Regions from separate parts of the Homo sapiens genome. Here region 2 is linked to region 1. Evidence: chromatin loops called from intact Hi-C (ENCODE). Cell type or tissue: HCT116. All regions are shown on one strand. Links, peaks and the distances in the headings refer to the core of each region. The heading gives the core; the rest is flanking DNA. Region 1 overlaps ATP7A (ATPase copper transporting alpha). Region 2 has its middle 150 kb from the start of MIR325HG.

Region 1 (6,872 bases), core at 1,420-3,919:
CCATGATGGCACTAATGTACTCCAGCCTGGGCAACAGAGCGAGACTCCTACTCAAAGTAAATAAAGTCTTACTTTGTTGTATTTATTTATTTTATTTTTTATTCAGGAGGTACATGTGCATGTTTGTTTGTTTGTTTGTTTATTTATTTATTTATTTATTTATTTATTGCGACAGAGTCTTGCTCTGTTGCCCAGGCTGGAGTGCAGTGGCACGATCTCGGCTCACTGCAACTTCCACCTCCCAGGTTCAAGTGATTCTCATGCCTCAGCCTCCTGAGTAGCGGGGATTACAGGCTTATGTCACCATGCCCGGCTAATTTTTGTATTTTTAGTAGAGATGGGGTTTCGCCATGTTGGTCAGGCTGGTCTCAAATTCCTGACCTCAGGTGATCCACCTGCCTCGGCCTCCCAAAGTGCTGGGATAACAGGCATGAGCCACTGTGCCCGGCCCGTGGATATATTGTTTATTACATGGGTATATTGGGTGATGCTGGGGTTTAGGCTTATAGTGACCCCATCTCCCAAACAGTGAACATAGTACTCAATAAGTAGTTTTTCATCCCTTGCCCCCCTCCCTTCTTCTCACCTTTTGGAGGCCCCACTGCTCATTGATTTCATCTTTATGTCCATGTGTAGCCATTGTTTAGCTCCTGCTTATAAGTGAGAACATGTAGTATTTGATTTTCTGTCCCTACGTTAACTCACTTAGGATAATGGCCTCCAGCTTCACCTATGCTACTCAAAGGACATGATTTCTTTTTTTATGGCTGCATAGTATTCCATGGTGTATATGTACTACATTTCCTTTATCCAGTCCACCATTGATGGGCACCTGGGTGACTCCATGTCTTTGCTATTGTGAAGAGTGCTGTGATAAACACACACATGCAGTTGTCTTTTGATAAAACAATTTAAAATAAATATAAGAAAATCCTTTGGGTAGATATCCAGTAGTGGGATTGCTGGGTTAAATGGTAGTTATATTTTAAGTTCTTGGAGAAATCTCCAGACTGTTTTCCGTAGAGGTTGAACTGATTTACATTCCCACCAACAGTATATAAGTGTTCCCTTTTCTCTGCATCGTTGCCAACATCTGTTATTTTTTGATTTTTTTAATTATAGCCATTCTGACTGGTGTGAAGGGGTATTTCATTGTGGTTTTAAGTTGCATTTCCCTGATGATTAGTGATGTTGAGTATTTTTTCATGTGTTTTTTTTTATCACTTGTATGTCTTCTTTTGAGAGGTGTCTATTTATGCCCTTTGCCCACTTTTAAATAGGGTTGTTTTATCCTTGTTGATTTAAGTTTCATATAGAGTCTAGATATTAGTCCTTTGTTGGATGCATACTTTGCAAATATTTTCTCCCATTCTGTAGGTTCTGTGTTTATTCTGTTGATTGTTTCTTTTGTTGTGCAGAAGCTCTTTCGTTTAATTAAATCTCCTTTATTAATTTTTGGTTTTGTTGCAATTGTTTTTGAGGTCTTAGTCATAAATTCTTTCCCTAGGATAATGTCTAGAAGAGTTTTTCCCAGGTTTTCTTGGGGTTTTTATAGTTTGAGGTTTTACATCTAAGTCTTCAATCTATCCTGAGTTAATTTTTTTATATGGTGAGAGATATGAGTCCAGTTTCATTCTTCTGCATATGGCTAGCTAGTTTTCCCAGCACCATATATTGAATAGGGTGTCCTTTCCCCATTGTTTGTTTTTGTCAACTTTGTTGAAGACCAGTTGGTTGTAGGTGTGGGCTTTATTTCTGGGTTCTCTATTTTGTTCAGTTGATCTACGTGTCTATTTTTGTATCAATACCACGCTGTTTTGATTACTATAGTCTTTTAGTATAATTTGAAGTCGGGTAATGTGATGCCTCTAGTTTTATTCTTTTTGCTTAGGATTGCTTCGGCTATTTAGGTTCTTTTTCCATATGAAATTTAGGATTGCTTTTTAAATTCTGTGACAGAGAACATTAGTAGTTTTATAGGAATTGTGTTGAATCTATAGATTGCTTTGGACAGTATGGTAGATAGGATTAGGGTTAGACATGGAGAGAAGATCATCTCCTGCCACACCCTTCCCCCACACCTACAGTGCTGCGGATGCAGCAGTGCTATTTCCCACCAGGGGCCAGCTAGCGCACACTTGGACAAAGCATATTTCATGCTTTTCATGGTGGCTCCACCCCTACTGCAAGTGAGTCACGTGCCGCTTGGGTTTTTTCCAAGGGCGAGGCTCAACTCCCTCTCCCGACAGAGTGGCACTGTCCCAGCAAGGAGGGACAGACAAATCACTGAGTTGCCTGCTTTGGTCTGGGGGAAAAGACTAACCCAAACCCATTTTAGTGGTAGCTATCAGAGGGGCATACTCATGGGAACCAAAGGACAAAGTCCTTATGAAATGAAGGTCAGGAGCCCTATAACAAGGGCACAAAAGAGAAGCTGATCATGTTCTTGCTGGCACAGGATCAGGAGTGCGAGTGCACCCTAATATAATCTCTTCCCACCACCCCTGCATCAGGGCAGGTGCTTCTACCTGGCACCAACCTACCTGCTGTCTCTTACTCTTGAGTGCCATCTACTGGTGTGTATCCTGAACTGCATCATAAAATTTAAAATCTGCTAACAGAAGGGCTTAGTTCTAGCCCTTAAGATAAGTCCACAGGGACCTCTGCACCCTAAACCCTATAGGAGATTGTTAGCTCTAATGGCTAATACCTCACTACAAAAAGCAGCATCTGAGAAAGCTATGGCATAGAAGCTATCCACAACCAAGTAATCTGTACAGCACCTTGGACCCCTGAAAGCACCAAAAACAAAGCTAAATGATCACACACAACATGCACCACAGTAAAGCACCCAAGGGAAAAAAAAGAAGGAAAGAAAACGTCCCTTGGAAATGATAGCAAATTCAAAAACAGGAAGCAAAAGTTCCCTTGGATGGGAAAGAATCAGTGCAAGAACTCTAGCAGTACAAAAAGTGTTTTCACACCGCCAAACGATTGTAATAGCTCTCTAGCAACGGATCCTAAGCAGACAGATAAGTAATTTAAAATATGGATTGCAAGGAAACCTCAATGAGATCCAAATGAAAGTTGGAATCCAATGTAAAGAAACCAGAAAAACGATTCAGGATATGCAAGACGAGGTAGCCATATTAAGAAAAAAAACAAATGGAACTGCTGGAACTGAAAAATTCAGTAAAGAAATTTCAAATCCAGAGAACTCCTGCAAGACACTATACAAGATGACCATCCTCAGGGCACACAGGCATTAGAATATCCAAAGTCAATGCAAAAGAAAAATATCTTAAAGGCAGCTACAGAAAAGGGCCAAATTACCTACAGAGCAAAACCCATCAGGCTAACAGCAGACTTCTCAGTGGAAATGTTACAAGCTGGAAGTGATTGAGAGCCTATTTTTAGTTTCCCTAAAGAAAAAAAAAACTGGCAACCAGGAATTTCATATCCTGCCAAATTAAGCTTCATACATGAAGTAGAAACAAAGTCTTCCTCAGACAAGCAAACAGTAAGGAAATTCATCACCACCAGACCAGAGCTATAAGAAATGTTCAGAGAAGTTCTGAACATGGAAACAAAAGAATGATACTTGCTACCACAAAAACATATATAAATACAAAGCTCACAGACCCTATAAAGCAATTACACAATTGAGACTACAAAGAAACTAGCAAACACTACCATAAGGAACAAAAACTCATATATCAATATTAAACTTGAATGTAAATGGCCTAAATACTCCACTTAAAAGACATAGAGTGGCAAATTGGAATAAAAAAACAAGATCCATCCTTTTGCTGTCATCAAGAGACCCATCTCAAAGGTAATAACTCATAGGTTGAAGGTGAAGGGATGGAGAAAGATCTATCATGCAAATGGAAAACAAAGAGCAGGGGTTGCTATTCTTGTATTACATAAAACAGAGTTTAAATCAACAATAGTTTTAAAAAAAGGCAAAGAAGGGCACTACAAAATGATAAAGATCTCAATTCAACAAGAAGATTTAACTATCTTAAATACATATGCACCCAACATTGGAGCATCCAGATTTATAAAACAAATACTGCTAGACCTACAAAAAGAGGTAGACTGCCATACAATAATAGTGGAGGACTTCAGTACCCCACTGACAGCACTAGAGAGATCATCAAGGACAAAAATTAGCAAAGAAACTCTGCACTTAAATTGGATTCTCAACCAAATGGCCCTAATAGATATCTACGGAATACTCCACTCAATAACCACAGAGTATATATTCTTCTCATATGAACATGGTACATTCCCTAACATTGATCATCGGCTTGATCATAAAGCAAGTCTCAATAAATTAAAAAACAACTAGATCAGATCAAGCGTCTTCCTAGACTCCAGTGGAATAAAATTAGAAATCAATACCAAGAGGAACTCTAAAAGCCACACAAGTACAGGGAGACTAAACAACCAACTCCTGAATAACTTTTGGGTAAACAATGAAGTTAATGCATTTCGGCCGGGCGCGGTGGCTCATGCCTGTAATCCCAGCACTTTGGGAGGCCGAGGCGGGTGGATCCCCTGAGGTTGGGAGTTCAAGACCAGCCTGGCCAACATGGTGAAACCCTATCTCTACTAAAAAATACAAAAATTAGCCAGGCATGGTGGCACGCACCTGTAATCCCAGCTACTTGCGAGACTGAGGGAAGAGAATTGCTCGAACCCAGGAGGTGTAGGTTTCACTGAGCCTAGATCACGCCATTGAACTGCCGCCTGGGCAACAAGAACAAAACTCCGTCTCAAAAAAAAAAAAAAAATCTCTGTTCCTGATGACATGATTCTATACCTAGAAAACCATAAAGATTTCTCCAAAAGACTCCCAGACCAGATAAACTACTTCAGTAAAGTTTCAGGGTATAAAATCAACATGCAAAAATTATTAGCATTTCTATACACCAGCAACGTCCAACTCGAGAACTAAATCAAGAACTCAATCCCATTTACAATAATCACACACAAAACATACCTAGGAATACATTTAACCAAGGAGGTGAAAGATCTCTACAGAGAGAAGCATAAAACACTGATGAAAGAAACTGAAGAAGACACAAACAAATGGAAAAACATTCCATGCCCATGGATTGGAAGCATTAATATTAAAACTACCATACTGTCCAAAGCAATCTATAGATTCAACACAATTCCTATAAAACTAATGTCCTCTGTCACAGAATTAAAAAAGCAATCCTAAAATTCATATGGAAAAAGAACCTAAATAGCCAAAGCCATCCTAAGCAAAAAGAATAAAACTAGAGGCATCACATTACCTGACTTCAAATTATACTGCAAGGCTATAGTAATCAAAAGCATGGTATTGATACAAAAATAGACATGTAGATCAATTGAACAAAATAGAGAACCCAGAAATAAAACCACACACCTACAACCAACTGATCTTCAACAAAGTTGACCAAAACAAGCAATGGGGAAAGGACACCCTATTCAATATATGATATTATTATATGGGATTACAGACATGAGCCACTGTGTCCAGCCCACTACTGTAATATTAAAAAGTTTCTTTAAGTGATTCATGTCTGTTTAGTACACACTGAACAAAAGGATTGTTGGGAAGTTTTTTTGGTATTTATTTATTTATTTATTTATTTATTTATTTATTTATTTATTTTTGAGACAGGGTCTCGCTCTGTTGCCCAGGCAGGAATGCAGTGGTGCAATCATGGCTCACTGCAGCCTCAAACTTCTGGGCTTAAGCGATTCTCTTACCTTAGCCTCCCGAGTAGCTGCAACTGCAGGCATGCACCACCATCCCTGGCTAATTTTTTTTTTTTTTTTGAGACCGAGTTTCGCTCTTGTCACCCAGGCTGGAGTGCAATGGCATGATCTCGGCTCACTGCAACCTCTGCCTTCCAGGTTCAAGCAATTCTTGTGCCTCAGCCTCCCAAGTAGCTGGGATTACAGGCATGTGCCACCATGCCCAGCTAATTTTTGCATTTTTAATAGAGACGGGGTTTCACCATGTTGGCCAGGCAGGTCTCGGACTCCTGACCTCAGGTGATCCACCTGCCTTGGCCTCCCAAAGTGCTGGGATTACAGGCGTGAGCCACTGTGCCCGGCCATACCTGGCTAATTTTTCACAAATTTTTTTTGTAGAGATGAGGTCTTACCATGTTGCCCAGGGTGGTCTCAAACTCCTGGCCTCAAATGATCCTCCTGCCTTAGCCTCCAAAAGTACTGGGATTACAGATGTGAGCCCGTGCACAGACCAGCAAGTAGCTTGGAATGTGTTTCCTTCAGGAATTTTTCTCATGAGTTCAGGATGTCTTAGATTTCTTCTAAAACTACCAATTATATTTTTCCCACATGAGCAAACACTGAACGTCACTAAGAGCTTAATTAGCAGATATACTTGGTTCACATTGTTATGTCCAAAAGGATTTTGTTGAAATATGACTAAGGTCCCTTTGCATGCCATGTGATTCTTTTTCATTGTCTTTCAAGAATAGTGTGAAAGGCAGAATTATGGTTTTACTCTACAGAGATTGAGAATTCTGTTTATTCAGTATCAAATTTTTTGAAAATTATGTCTCACATTTGCAGCTATTTCTGAAAATTTCTAATAAAAACATTCATTCTCAATATGGAGCACTTATATTCAGTCCATAGTTTGTAATTCTGGAATCTCAGTATGTCCCAATTTCTTATATTCATAAAAGAAAGAAAGTGTTTTCTTACCTGTAACTAAAAAATATATGTAGGTAGCTAGGTAGGATATGTCACTTTTTAAATTGTGGTTTTATTTAAATAGTGTTAAGTTTTGTGTCTTTTGTTTTGTACAGCTCTAAATCAATAACCAAAATTTATGCCTT
Region 2 (16,444 bases), core at 5,555-8,054, 860 kb before region 1:
CAAATGTGAGCTTTTCTCAGAGGGGGGCCTTTGTGACTTCACAGGTTACCTGCCATGAAGCCCTCCCTTGGAGACAAGCATCATGAATGATCAGCAGTAGGATAGAGCTTGTCTCTCTGAATCCGCACCTCGGCTCAAAGAGGTAATCAGTGCAACCTTTAGCGACCACAGCATGTTTTCTAAGAGCTGAAGGCGGTATCCCAGAAAAGAATAGAACACATGTAAGTGTATTCTTCCAAATTTGATGTTGATATTAAGAAAAACATAGAACATGTTTTTCGGTACAGGCTGCACAAAAAGCATTTCTTGGTGAAAGCTTCCTAAAACTCTCAGCAAGCCCCAAACAGAGCTGCGGTGTGGGGAGTTCTGGATCAAAGCCTGCCTGCTGAATGTAGAAAGTAGTGAGTTTCTACTAATGAGGCCCATTCAGCGTCTAGTCAAATCTTTCTCTATTCTGTGCCTGGCGAACACGTCAAGTTGTTATCAAACCACAGAGGGAGATGCAGATAAATGCTCTCTGATCCTGTCCTTGGTAAAAACTGTAATTTACAGGCTATCTTAGGGGATAACTGTAATTGGAACTTTTATGTTATGTTTTACTTTCAGTTGTGATTACCCACAACTACATTTGCTTAGATACATCTAAAGGGCACCTGTACTTGGGTCTGGTTATGACCTTGTACGTGGTGTGAGTGGGTGTGAGTGTATGTGAGTGTGTGTTCATACATACACACGTACCCTTTTGTGAAATTTGCACATATATAAATATGAAGTGGTTAATTACTTTATTTGCTTTGTTTCTGTTAAGCCTTAAAAAAGCTGGTAATACCAAAGACATCAGAAATACCATTTCCTTGTTGACCCAGCAATCCCATTACTGGGTATATACCTAAAGGATTATAAATCATTCTACTATAAAGACACATGCACACATATGTTTATCGCAGCACTATTTACAATAGCAAAGACTTGCAACCAAACCAAATGCCCATAAATGATAGACTGGATAAAGAAAGTGTGGCACATATATACCATGGAATACTATGCAGACATAAAAAAGAATAAGTTCATGTCTTTTGCAGGGACATGGATGAAGCTGGAAGCCATCAGTCTCAGCAAACTAACACAGGAACCAAAAAACAAACACCACATGTTCTCACTCATAAGTGGGAGTTGAACAATGAGAACACATGGACACAGGGAGGGGAACATCACATATTGGGGCCTTTTGGGGGTGGGGGACAAGGGGAGGGAGAGCATCAGGACAAATACCTAATGCATGTGGGGCTTAAAACCTAGATGACGGCTTGATAGGTGGAGCAAACCACCATGGCACATGTATATCTATGTAACAAACCTGCATGTTCTGCACACGTAATACAGAACTTAAAGTGAAATAAAAAATATATATGTTGGTTTGAAAAAAGCACAATAAAAGAATTGCATAATGCAATCACAAGTATTAATAGCAGAATAGACCAACCTGAGGAAAGAATCTCAGAGCTGGAAGACTGTCTTTCTGAAATGAGATAAGCACACAAGAATAGAGAAAAACATATGGAATCGTGTAAAGAGACCAAATCTGTGACTGACTGGTATACCTGAAGTAGATGGGGAGAATGGAACCAATTTGGAAAGCATATTTCAGCATATTTTCCATGACAGCTTCTCTAACCTAGCTAAGCAAGCCAACATTCAGATTCAGGTAATGCAGAGAACCCCGGTAAAATACTCCATGAGAAGGTAACCCCGAAACATATAATTATCAGATTCTCCTAAGTCAAAATGAAAGAAAAAATATTGAAGGCAGCTAGAGAGGAAGGCCGGATCACCTACAATAGGAAGCCCATCACACTAACAGCAGACTTCTCAGCTGAAAACTTACAAGCCAAAAGTGACTGGGGCCTACACACAACAGTTGCAAAAAAAAAAAAAAAGAAAGAAAAGAAAAAGAAAAGAAGGGAGGAAGGAAAGAAAGAAAGAAAGAAAGAGAGAGAAAGAAAGAGAAAAAAGAAATTCCAACACAAAATTCCATATCTGGCCAAACTAAGTTTCATAAGAGAATAAGAAATAAGATCCTTTACAGACAAGCAAATGCTGAAGAAATTTGTTAAAACCGGGCCTGACTCACAAGAGCTCCTGAAGGAAGCACTAAATATGGAAAGGTAATACCACTACTAGCCACTAACAAACACACTGAAGTACACAGAACAGTGACACTATAAAGCCACCACATAAACAAGTTCATAAAATAACCAGCTAGCATTATGATGACAGGATCAAATCCACACATATAAATACTAATCTGAAATATAAATGAGCTAAATGCCCCCAAGTAAAAGATACAGAGTGGCAAGCTGAAAGTACCAAGACCCATTGGTATACTGTCTTCAAGAGACCATCTCATATGCAAAGACACACACAGGCTCAAAATAAAGGGATGAAGGAAATTTTACCAAGCAAATGGAAAGCAGAAAAAAGCAGGGGTTGCAATCCAAGTTTCTGACAAAACAGACTTTAAGCCAACAAATATTATTAGAGACAAAGAAGGGCATTAAATAATGGTAAAGGGCTCAATTCAACAAGAAAAGCTAACTATCCTAAATATATATGCTCCCAATACAGGAGCACCTAGATTCATAAAACAAGTTCTTAAAGACCTACAAAAAATCTTAGACTCCCACATAATAATCGTGTGAGATTTTAGCATCCAACTGACAATATTAGACAGATCATCAACATAGAAAATTAACAAAGATATTCGGGACCTAAAATCAATACTGGATCAAATGGACATGGAGGTATCTACAGAAATCTCCACCCAAAAATAACAAAATATACATTTTTTATTGCCACATGGCACTCACTCTAAAATCAGTCACATAATCAGAAATAAAACACTCCTAAACAAACGCAAAAGAACTGAAATCATAACAAACAGTATCTTGGACCACGGTACAATCAAATTAGAAATCTAGCAAGAAATCTACTCAAAATTATATAATTACGTAGACATTTAATAACCTGCTCCTGAGTGACTTGGGTAAATAATAAAATTAAGGCAGAAATCAAGAAGTTCTTTGAAACTATTAAGAACAAATATACAATGTACCACAATCTCTGGGACACAGCTAAGGCATTGTTAAGAGAGAAACTTATAGCAATACATGCCCACAACCAAAGGAAGAAAGATATCAAGTTAACAACCTTACAGCACAACTAATAAAACTAGAGAACCAAGAGAAAACAAATTCCAAAGCTAGCAGAAGACAATAAATAACCAAAATCAGAGCTGAACTGAAGGAGATAGAGTCATAAAAAGCCGTTCAAAAGATCAACGAATCCAGGAGCTGGTTTAGTGAAAAATAATGATAAAATAGACCACTAGCTAGACTAACAAAGAAGAAAACAGAGATGATTCAAACAAATACAATAAGAAATGATAAAAAAAAGAAAGAAATGATAAGGCAGATGTCACCACTGACCCCACAGAAATACAAACAACCATCAGATAACACTATAAACATCTATATGCACATAAATTAGAGAATCTAGAAGAAATCGATAAATTTCTGTCCACGTACTACTTCCGAAGACTGACCCAGGAAGAAATTGAATCCCTGAAAAGATCAATAATGAGTTATGAAATTGAGGCCATTCATCTGAAAAAGGTGTAATATCCAGAATCTACAAGGAATTTAAGCAAATTTACAAGAAAGAAACAAATAGCCCCATCAAAAAGTGGACAAAGGGCATGAACAGACATTTCTCAAAAGAAGACATACACGTGGCCAACAAACATGAAAAGAAGCTCAACATCATTGATCACTAGAGAAATGCAAATCAAAATCACAATGAGATAACATCACATAAGAGTTAAAGTGGTGATTATTAAAAAGTCAAAAAGCAACAGATTGTTGGCAAGGTTGCAGAGAAATAGGAAAGTTTTACACTGTTGATGGAAATGTAAATTAGTTCAACCATTGTGGAATACTGTTGGCAATTCCTCAGAGACTTAGAACTGGAAATGCCATTTGAACCAGCAATCCCATTACTGAATATACCCAAATGAATATTAATCATTCTATTATAAAGATACATCCATGTGTATGTTAATTGCAGCACTATTTACAATAGCAAAGGCATGGAATCAACCCAAATGCTCATCAATGATAGATTGGATAAAGAAGATGTGGTACATATACACCATGGAATACTATGCAACCACAAAAAAGAAGGAGATCATATCCTTTGCAGGGACATGAATGAAGCTGGAAGCCATTGTACCCAGCAAACTAATGCAGGAATGGAAAATAAAACACTGCATTTTCTCACTTATAACTGGGAGCTGAGCAATGAAGACACATGGACACAGGGAAGAAAACAACACACATTGGGGCCTGTCAGAGGAGGGCAGTGGGGAGAGCACATCAGGAAAATAACTAATGCATACCAGGCTTAATACCTAGGTGATGGGTTGATAGGTGCAGCAAACCACCATGGCACACTTTTACCTATGTAACAAATCTGCACATTCTGCACAAATACCCCAGAACTTTAAAATAAAATAAAAATAAATTGGAGAAAAGTTAATAGAAATTATCCAAACTAAAAGATAGAAAGTAAGAGCCACACACCTGCCCAAGATAGGGTACATGTTCAGAAAATACCTCAAAAGAACTTACCTCTCATCTCTGGCTAATCTTTACGCTCTGTGAAAGCAGGAAGTGAAGGCTAAGACAGAGTGTTAACTGGACCACCTTAATCTTAAAGGAGTGGCCCAAAACAAAGACAGTCTGCAAAGAATGGAACAGTTTTGTGTCTTTTTCAGTCCAACTGTTTAAGAAAAATCTGTCAAATTGCTAGCTGACCATCAACTAAAGAAACAGAAATTTCAGAGACCATACACAGCCAATAATAAGGTCTTTTAAAATTACATAAAAATTAGATTTAAAAGCAGTCAATAGACAAACAGTTACAACTCACAGCAAGCAACAACAACTCCTGCTATGGGAGGTGGAGAATCTATTTTCCGAGCTACCACATTATCATTGCCAAAAGGCTCATTTTAACAAAAAAATATGAAGCATGCAAAGGAACAAAAACTATGTCTCATTTTCTTAAGAAAGTAACAGAAATTGTTTCTAAGGAAACACAGATCATGGTACTTACTGCTCAAAAAATATTGTTAACTGTCTTAAATATGCTCAAAGAGCTAAATGAAACCATGGACAAAGAACTAAAGGAAGTCATAAGGAAAACATTCTAAGAAATAGAGAATATCAATAAAGAAAAAATGTATTTTTCAAAAAAAATTCTACAGCCGAAAACTAAAATAATTCAAAAACAAAATTCACTAGAGGTTTTCAACAGCAGATTTGAGCAAGCAGAAAATAATTAGTGAACTGGAAGACAGGAAATTGAAATTATCCAGTCTGAGAAACAGAAAAAAAGAAGAAAAATGAACAGAGTCCAAGAGGCCTGTGGGAAACCATCAAGTGTACCAATATAGAATGTGACAATAGGAGTTCCAGAAATAGAGGAAAGAGAAAAAAGCAATGTAAGAATGTATAAAAAATGGTTTAAAAGTCCCAAATTTGATTAAAAAAACATGATCTAAACATACAGGAAGCTCAATGAACTACAAGTTATTTAAACGAACAGTTATACTCCAATACATAATCAAACTGACCAAAAAAAAATCTTGAAAGCAGCAAAAGATAAGCTACTTGACACATTCAAGAAATAGTCATCAACATTGGCAGCTATTTTCTCACCAGAAACTATGAATGCCCTAAAAAGTAGGGTGACATATTTAAAGTATTGAAAGAAAAAACTTTCAACCAAGTATTTAATATCCAGCAAAACTATCATTTAAAAAGAAGGAGAATTAGGATTCAGGCAAGATAGCTGAATACACACAGCCAGATGGAACACCTGCCACTAAGGGATCAGGACAACTGGCACACTCTTAACAGATCATCAGAGGGAAGGCACTGAGAGCAAATGGATGGAAGACACAGAAGCTGGGCTGAAGATGGAGAAAGCTGGGAACCTTCCACCGGGCTACTACCCTGTGGCCACAATACAGGGGATCATTCCTGGCCACCAATGACTTCAGGGGAACGGGTGAGTCAAACTGGCAGAGAGCAACCTGCTTTTGCCATGGACCTCTGGAATCCTGTCAGGAGGAGACCTCTCAACCACCAGACTCTTATGTTGGCAGGAAGAGCTGTTTAGAGAAGTGGTAGGGGCAGCCAGTGTCAAGCCCAGAGGGTTTGGTGTGGGAGTGTCTGTGGCAGAACATGGCTAAGGACTCCCATCCTCCTGGGCTCAACTTGCTTCCATAGAAAACTTTAGCCCTAAGGGAACTTCTACACCTGAAATCTGCAGGGTGGTCTTGCCCTTCAAATGGGGTCAGTCTGACCTGAGCACCTCTTGGTCTGCTGGCCTCTATCAGGACCCCATCCTGGCCACACCTACTTGCAGTGCAGCCTTAAGTTCCCTGAGGACCCACATCATACCTCTTGCACTAAAAGACCATGCCTAACTGACAGAAAGCTCCAGTAGGTTTGTCTCCATGCCACTGACCAGCCCATCTGCTCTCTCCCATCACTGCAGCTTTCCCTAGGCCCATGGCAATCCCCCCACATCACTTTGCCAGTGTGTATATGCATGGAGAAATTTTGCCATACTTATCCCACCAGCACTTGTGTGCATGTGCACCATGCCCTATAACTTCTGCCAGCAGAAATGCACTCTGATCCCCCACCCACCCACTGTACCTCCACTGCCTTTGGAGCCCTGGTAGGCACAGAGCCTCTCAGCCCTGCCCTAACCAGCCTTTTGCCCCAGTGACAACATGGGTGCTAGAGTGAAACTAGGCATGAACAGCAGACCTTCCCCTACTATGAGCAGCCACAGAGTGCACACATAAACCTGTGCCCACCAGTGCCTTGTCCCCATGCTAACACCACCACCAGAGCAATGGCATGCACAGTGGCCAGCAGGGGGCGCCTCTCCGCCTGAGCCATGCTGCCTCCACCTCTGCTATGAATGAATGCACAAAGACAGGCACCCCAGCACCCACTAGCATTCTTCCTCAGCCAATGAGTGTGCACTCTGCCATGCTGGCTGCTGCACCTGGCATATGCAAGGATGGATCCTGCTGCCACCACCCTATAAAATGTTTTAACTGGCACCACTGATCAAAGTGTGGTAACCAGCAGTCCAAGAGCACATTGCCTTCACAGAGCAGTGAGTTGCTCACATAGAGGAGCCAAAGAACAAAGCCAAGGTGCAATACAAGTCCCCCAGAGATAGAGTAGGCAGTCCAGAAATTGGGAGCTGAAACTTGGACCCTAAAATTTTCCAGAAATGAAGCCAGTCAACTGAACCCACCTTATACTATAATAAAATGCTCAAGATTATCAGATAGGATAAAAGGAAAAATCCAAAAAACAGCAATTTCAAAGACTGAAGTAACACCAGCACAGAAAGATGAGAAAGAACCAGAACTAGAAATCTGACAGCTCAAAAAGCCAGAGTGCCTTCTTTACTCCAAACAATCACACTAGCTTTAAAACTGGGGTTCTGAGCTGGGCTGAGATGGCTAAAATGACAGAAATAGAATTCAGAATATAAATAGGAATTAAGATAATTGAGATTCAGGGTACGTTCAAAGCCAATACAAGGAAGAAAATCAATAAAATAATACAGAAGCTGAGAGACAAAATAGCCAGTATAGTAAAAAACATAATCAACCTGACAGAGCTGTAAAGCACACTGCAATAGTTTTATAATTTAATCATAAATATTAAGAACAGAATAAACAAAGCTTAGGAAAGAATCTCAGAGCTTGAAGACTGGCTTTCTGAAATAAGACAGTCAGACAATAATAGAGAAAAAAGGATGAAAAGAAAAAAACAAAATCTCTGAATAATATGGAACTGTGTAAGGAGATCAAAACTATGACCCATTGCTGTCTCTGAAATAGATGGGGAGAATGGAAGAAACTCAGGAAACATATTCTGGGATATCATTCATGACAACTTCCTCAACCTAGCTAGACAGGCCAATAGGCAAATTCAGAAAATGCAGAGAAACTCAGTAAGATACTTCCCAAGAAGATCATCCCCAAGACACATAATCATCAGATTCTCCAATGTCAAAATGTAAGAAAACAATGTTAAAGGCAGCTAGAGAGAAAGGCCAAGTAACCTACAAAGAGAAGTCCATCAAGCTAACAGCACACATCTCAGCAGCAACCCTATAAAGAAGAGATTTGGGGCCAATATTCAACATCATTAAAGAAATTCCAAGCCAAAATAAGCTTTATAAGCAAAGAAGAAATAAGATACTTCTCAAACAAGCAAATGCTGAAGGAATTCATTACCATCAGACCTGCCTTACAAGAGCTCCTGAAGAAAGCACTAAATATAAAAAAGACCATTACCAGCCACAACAAAAACACACTGAAGTATACAAATCAGTGACACTATAAAGCAACCACATAAACCAGTCTGTAAAATAACCAGCTAATGTTATAATGACAGAATCAAATCCATACATATCAATACTAACCTTGAATTTGAATAGGCTAAATGCCCCAATTAAAGACACAGAGTGACAAGCTGGATAACAAACAAAGACCCATTAGTATGCTGTCTTCAAGAGACCAATTTCACATGAAATGCCACTCATAGACTCAAAATAAAAAGATGAAGAGAAATTTACCAAGCAAAAGGAAAACAGAAAAAAGCAGAGGTTACAAACCTAATTTCAGACAAAACAGACTTTAAACCTAAAAAGATTTTTAAAAGACAAAAAGGGCATTACATAATGGTAAAGGGTTCAATTCAATGAGAAAAGCTAACTATCCTAAGTATATATGCACCCAAGACAGGAGCACCCAGATTTATGAATTTATAAAGATCTTAAAAGCAAGTTCTTACAGACCTTGAAAAAGATGTGAACTCCCACACTGGAAATTTCAACACCCTACTGACAGTTTTATATCATAGAGGCACAAAGTTAACAAAGATATTCAGGACCTAAACTCAGCACTAGATCAAATGGACCCAATAGACGTCTGCAGAACTCTCCTCTCAAAAACAACAAATATACATTCTTCTTATTGCTACATGGCACATACTCTAAAATTAATCACATAATTGATCATAAAAAAACTTCTCACAAATGTAAAAAAAAAAAACTCACACACCTACAGTGAACTCATTTTGGACAAAGGTACCAAGAACATACACTGGAGAAAAGACAGTCTTTTCAATAAATGGTGCTGGAAAAACTGGATATTCATATGCAGAAGAATGAAACCAGACCCTATCTCTCAAATCAAAATGGAATAAAGTCTTAAATCTAAGATCTCAAACTATTAAACTACTACAAGAAAACATTGGGAAAACTCTCCTGGACATTGGTCTGGACAAAGACTTATTGAGTAATACCCCACATGCACAGGCAACCAAAGCAAACATGGACAAATGAGACCACATCAAGATAGAAAGCTTTTGCTCAGCAAAGCAAACAATCAACAAAGTGAAGGCACAACCCACAGAATGGAAGAAAATATTTGCAAACTACCAATCTGACAAGGAATTATTAATGGGAATATATGAGAAGCTTGAACAACTCTATAGAAAAAAATTCTAATAATACGATTTAAATATGGGTGAAAGATATGAATAGACATTTCTCAAAAGAAGACCTACAAATGGAAAACAGGGATATGAATTGGTACTCAATACCTTTGTTCATCAGAGAAATGCAAATCAAAACTATAATGAGATATAATCCCACCCCAATTAAAATGGCTCATATCCAAAAGACAGGCAATAACAAATGTTGGTGAGGATATGGAGAAAAGGGAACACACATACACTCTTGGTGGGAGTGTGTATTAGTAAAACTACTAGGAAGAACAACTTGGACAGCTCTATTTTATAACACTAGAGCTATCATATGTTCCAACAATCTCATTGCTGGGTATAGACCCAAAAGAAAAAAAAATTAGTATATTGAAGATATATCTGCACTCTCATGTTTGTTGCAGCTGTCTTCACAATTGCCAAGATTTGGAAGCAACCTAAGTGTTCATCTACATATGAATGAATAAAGAAAATGTACTTACACGCTACTATTCAGCCATAAAAAAGAATGAGATTTAGTCATTTGCAACATTATGAATGAAACTGGAGCTCATTATGTTAAATGAAATAAGCCAGGCACAAAAGGACAAAGCACATGTTTACACTTACTTGTGGGATTTAAAAATTAAAACAATTGATCTCATGGAGATAGAGAGTAGAAAGGTGGTTACCAGAGGCTAGGAAAGGTAGTGGTTGGGCGGGAGAGATGTGGGGATTGTTAATGTGTACAAAAAGGTAACTAGAGTAAATGAATAAGACCTATTATTTGATAGCACAACCACTTAACTATAGTCAATAATTTAGTTGTACATTTTAAAATAACTGAAAGAGTATAATTAGATTGTTTGTAATGCAAAAGATAAATGCTTGAGGGGATGGGTATCTCACTTCTTATGATGTGATTATTTTACACTGCATGCCTCTGTCAAAATATCTTATGAACCCCATAAATACATACACTTACTATGTACTCATAAAACTTAAAAATAAAGAAGTATTTAAATAAAGAAATGGACAAAGGGCCTGAATGGATATTTATCACTAATGATCAGGAAAATGCAAATCAAAACCACACACAGATATCACCTCACTCCTGTTAGGGTGTTACTACAACAAGTCAAATAACATATGTTGACAAGAATTTGTAGAAAAGGGAACACTTGTACATCATAGGTGGGAATGTAAATTGGTACAACCATTATGTAAACAGTATGGAGCTTTCCCCAAAAAATAAATATAGGCCATATGACCTGGGAAACCCACTTCTGGATATATACGCAAAGAAAATAAAATGACTGTCCTGAAAAGACATTTACCTTCCCATGTTCACTGCAGTTTCATTTACAATAGCCAGGTATGGAAACAACTTATGTGTTCGTCAACAGATGAATGAATAGAGAAAATGTGTATATACACAATAAAATACTATTCAGCCTTTTAAAAAGGAGGAAATCTTGCCATTTTCAACTACATGGATGAACCTGAAAGACATTATGCTCAGTAAAATAAGCCAGACACAGAAAGACAAGTACTGTATGATTTTACTTATATGGGGAATCTAAAAAAGTTGGACTTATAGAAGCTGAGAGTGGAATGATGGTTGTCAGGTTTGGAGGGGTGGAGAAAAATAGGTTAGTCAAAGGATGCAGACTTTCAGTTAAAAAGTGAAAAGTTATGGAGCTATAATGTACATCATGGTGAATATTGTTAATAGTAATGTATACTTGAAATTTGCTAGGAAAATAGATCTTCAGCATTCTCATCGAAGAAGGGGCAAATATGTGAGGTGGTTAATAGGTTAATTAGCTTAATTGGAGGAATTGTTTCACAACGTATTTTTCATTATTTTTAAATTTTTAATTTTTGTGTGTACATAGTATGTGTATATATTTATGGGGTACATGAGATGTTCTGATACAGACATGCAATGCATATCATGGATAATGGGATATTTATCTCCTCAAACATTTATCCTTTGTGTTACAATCTGATTGTACTTTTTTAAGTTATTTTATATGTACAATTAAATTATTATTTACTATATTCACCCTGTGGTGTTATCAAATATTAGGTCTTATTCATTCTTTTCTACTTTGTACATATTAACTATCCCCACCTTTCCCCATCAACCCCACCCCACTAACCTTCCCAGCCTCTTATGACCATCCTTCTACTCTTTATGTCCATTAGATCAATTGTTTTGATTTTTACATCCCACAAATAAGGGAGAATATGCAAAGTTTGTCTTTCTGTCTCTGGCTTATTTCTCTAAACATAATGATGTCCAGTACCATCCATGTAGTTGCAAATGACAAGATCTCATTCTTTTTTATGGCTGAATAGTACTCCATTGTGTGTATATGTATCACATTTTCTTTATCCACCCATTAGTCAATGGGCACTTAAGTTGGTTCTTTTTAAATTTTTAAAAATATATATATTTTATTTACATAGCTTTTGGGGTACAAGTGGTTTTTTGTTTCATGGATGAATTATATAGTGGCTAATTGTGAGATTTTGGTGCACCCATCACCCAGGTAGTGTACATTGTACTTAATGTTTTTTTATCCCTACACCCCTCCTAACCTCTCCCTTCTGAGTCTCTTAAGTCCATTACATCACTCTGTATGCCTTTGTGTACTAGTAGCTTAGCTCTGACTTATAAGTGAGAATATATGGTTTTTGGTTAAGTCCTGTGTTATTTCACTTAAAATAATGGCTTTCTGCTCCAATCAAGTTACTGCAAAGACATTATTTTATTCCTTTTTATGGCTGAGTAGTATTCCATGGTGTATTTATACTATATTTTCTTCATCCACTCATTAGTTGATGGGCACTTAAGTTGGTTCCACATCTTTGCAATTGTGAATTGTGTTGCAATGCATGTCGTTTTCAGATAATGACTCTTCTTCCTTTGTGTGAATACACAGTAGTGGGACTGCTGGGTCGAATGATAGATCTACTTTTCGCTCTGTAAGGAATCTTCAATACTGTTTTTCACAGAAGTTGTACTAATTTATATTCAGCCAGCAGGATATAAGTGTTCTCTTTTCCTCACATCCACATCAATATTTATTGTTGTTTGACTTTTTAATAATGGTTATTCTTGCAGGAGTAAAGGTGTGTCTCACTGTGGTTTTAATTGGCATTTTTCTGATGATTAGAAATGTTGAGCATTTTTCCATATGACTGTTGGCCATTTGTATATCTTCTTTTTAGAAATGTCTATTCATGTCATTTGCCCACTTTTTGATGGGATTATTTGGGTTTTATTCTTGTGAATTTCTTTGGGTTCCTTGTAGAGTCTAGATATTAGTCCTTTGCTGGATGCATAGATTGCAAATATTTTCTCCCATTCTGTGGGTTGTCTGTTTACTCTGGTATTATTATTATTTAACTGTGCAGAAACCTTTTTAGTTTAATTAGGTCCCATTTATTTATTTTTGTTTTGTTGCACTTGCTTTAAGGATCTTAGTCCTGAATTATTTGTGTAAGCTTATGTCTAGAAGAGTTTTTCCAATGTTGTGTTGTAGAATTGTTATGGTTTCATGTATTATATTTAAGTCTTTGAACCATCTTGCATTGATTTTTGTATAAGGTGAGAGATAAAATCCAGTTTCATTCTTCTACATGTGGCTTTCCAGTTTTCCCAGCACCATTTATTAAATAGGGTATCCATTCTCCAATTATATTTTTTATGCCTTGCCAATGATCAGTTGGTTGCACATATTTGGTTTACTTCTGGATTCTCTATTCTGGTCCATTTGGTCTATGTATCTACTTTTATAACAGTACCATGCTGTTTTTGTGACTATAGCCTTGTTGTATAATTTTAAGTGTGGCAATGCAATGTTCCCTGAATTGTTCTTTTTGCTTAGGATTACTTTGGCTATTTGGGCCCTTTTTATTCCATATAAATTTCAGAATTGCTTTTTCTAATTCAGTAAAAAATGATATTCATATTTTGATGGGAATTGCATTAAATCTGTAAATTACTTTCAGCCATCTGGTCATTTTCACAATATTGATTCTTCCAATCCATGAATATGTAATATGCTTCCATTTGTTTGTGTTATCTATAATTTCTTTCAGCAGTGTTTTGTAGTTCTTTTTGTAGATATCTGTCACCTCCTTGGTTAAGTATATTCCTAGGGTTTTCTTGCAGCCGTTGTAAAAGGGATTGAGTTCTTGATTTAATTCTCAGCATGACTGTTGTTAGTGTATAGCAGTGCTACTCATTTGTGTACATTGATTTTGTAACCTGATACTTCGAATTTTTTAAATCAAATCTAAGAGTCTTTTGGAGGAGTCTTTAGGATTTTCTAGGTATATAATCATATCATTTGCAATCAGTGATAGTTTGACTTCCTCTTTTTCAATTTTGACGCCCTTCATTTTTTTCCCTTGCCTAATTGCTCTGGCTAGGACTTCCAGAATTATGTTGTATAGGAGTGGTAAAAGTGGGAAAACTTGCCTTGTTCCTGTTCTCAGGGGGAATACTTTCAACTTTTCCCCATTCAGTACGATGTTGACTCTGTGTTTGTCTTACATAACATTATTTTGAGGTAGGTTCTTTTGATGCCTAGTTTGTTGAGTGTTTTTATCATAAAGGAAAGCTGAATTTTATGGAATGCTTTTTCTCCATCTCTTGAGATAATGATATGGTTTTTGTGTTTAATTCTGTTCATGCAATGTATCACATTTATTGATTTATGTATGTTAAACCATCCCTGAATCTCTGGGATAAAACTCACTTTATCATGATGTGTTCTTTTTGATGTGTTGTTGGATCAGTTAGTATTTTGTTGAGGATTTTTTTAGTCCCTCAGCAGTGGGTAGCAGCACCAGATCTAATAAGAGTGGAAGGTAAATGACATAGACTCTGTGGTATTCCTGGGTTATGAGAGTCTTAGCATGTTGGCTTTCTCAAATGGCAGCTATTGCAGTAATGAACTGGTTATGTGGACAGACTCAGGACCTCCTGGTTAGCCAGAGTGGTGCAGGCAGTGGTAATAGCTGAGGTCACACAGCTATTTTCTCTTTCCTGGGCACAGTGTTATTCTATCAAGAGATGTCGTAATAAATTGTGTTGGTTGGCCTCCAGCCAGGAAATGGTGCTTGCAAAAGAGCAACAGGCACAATAGTAGCAGTGGGATTTTTCTTCCCTTATGTTGCCCAGGGTGGGTACTCTGGTTTTTCAGACAATGGGGAGAGCCTTATAGCTCCCCAAAGTTTCTGTCTTTTGTGTTAAGCTACCAGGGCTGGTGGTGGGGCAAAGTAAGGTGGGGACTGGGTCAGGTGGGTTTGTGGTTTCACTCTCCATGTGCAGTGCAAGCAGCAGCCCCTGTGGGTGTTTGGGGGTAGGGGGGTTCTAAAGCTTCTGGGTTGATGATCCAGAGCAGAATGATGCTGCCTCTGCTGCACAGAAAAGTTCACACAGGGAATGGGGAGTATCAGGTGGCAGTAAGACCCACATAGATCCCACACACTTGGTGAGGCAGATCCATTCCCACAGTATTCCACTGGCAACAGAAAACTAAGTTCCAGGCAGCCTGCACTCAGAAATTGCAACTGCCATAGGTTATAAACTTTCCCTGCAGAGACACCAATTATGGGTTTCCAGCCATACCCTTTCTCTTCACCCACAAAACCAGGTGCCTGGTTCCTGCACTCGTGGATGCAGCTTGCTTTTCACTGGCCCCCCCAGCCCTGGCAAACGGAATTCATCCCCACGTGAGGTTACATTATGAAACCCAGTTGGGGACTTCTTTCAACCTACAACCACTGTCTGAACTATTTGGCTGACTTTCACATGGTCCCCTGTGAGGAATAATAAAGAATGGTTTCCTTTGGTGTGCACCGGTGATTGGAAGTGCATACAAGGGTCTTCCCACCACTGCTCCTACTTTTATATTCCATGACTCTTCCCAAGTTGGTTCCTGCACTGGGTAGGGTTAAGGCCTTCCCCCATAGCCTGAACTTTCAAGCTCCCTAGTGAGGTTGTAGATCCCAGAGTCAGTCTTTCCCTCTCACAGTTTGGGGACTCATAGCCTTTCACCTGACGCACAGTGTAGTCTGCAGCCTGCCAGCTCCTTCAAAAGGTCTGTGGATTCCTTCAGTTTTACTGTTTAGTTCCCATGTCACTTCTTGGAAATAAAGAACATTTACAGTGTGAATCTCTACACACTATTTTGTTCTTCTAAGTGAGACAAGTAAGCTAGCAATGCCTCTAATCTGCCATCTTCAAAAAAACTTTTATACCTTAAATGGATGCATTTTTTATCACTCATACTGCCATAAAAAAGTGGGCAACTGTTCATGACTTTAGATTTAGAGATGAATTCTTAGCTATGACAGCAAAAGCACAAAAAAAGCAAAAGAAAAATAGATCAATTGGATCTTTACAAAATTAAAAAATATATACACATAAAAGAACACTATTACAAAGTGAAAAGACAATCCACAGAATGAGAAAAATTATTTGCAAACCATATTTCTGATAAAGGTGTAGTACCCAAAATATTTAAACAATGTTTACAATTCAATAACAAGAAGACAAAGAAACCCAATGATACAAATAAGCAAATGACTTAAACATATATTTCTCTAAAGAAGATATACAAAGAACCAATAAACACATGAAATGATGCTCAACATTATTAGCCATCAGGAAAATGCAAATCAAAACCACATTGTGATACTACTTCACATCCACCAAATATGAAGTGTTGGTGAGAATGTAGAATAATTAGAACCCTCATACATTGCTACTCAAA

Evidence for each region. Peaks named below come from ENCODE experiments on the same cell type or tissue, not always from the same donor. Only the 100,000 strongest peaks of a DNase experiment are listed, where the experiment ranks them.
Region 2: it touches region 1 in a loop (10-fold over the local background); 1 of 110 quality-filtered maps calls a loop at or near these places.

What each region holds. Positions count from the first base shown.
Region 1 is chrX:78,022,368-78,029,239 of GRCh38, forward strand. The region is part of intron 14 of ATP7A (ATPase copper transporting alpha); the gene reads left to right. Among named protein-coding and RNA genes, the nearest start is that of PGAM4, 56 kb to the left of the region's middle. In HCT116, for the core only: a CTCF peak has its summit at 2,570 (motif pointing left); a DNase peak (open chromatin) is centred at 2,134; H3K27ac peaks cover 431 bases.
Region 2 is chrX:77,153,487-77,169,930 of GRCh38, forward strand. No RefSeq gene overlaps it. Among named protein-coding and RNA genes, the nearest start is that of MIR325HG, 150 kb to the left of the region's middle. In HCT116, for the core only: a CTCF peak has its summit at 7,005 (motif pointing right); a DNase peak (open chromatin) is centred at 7,054.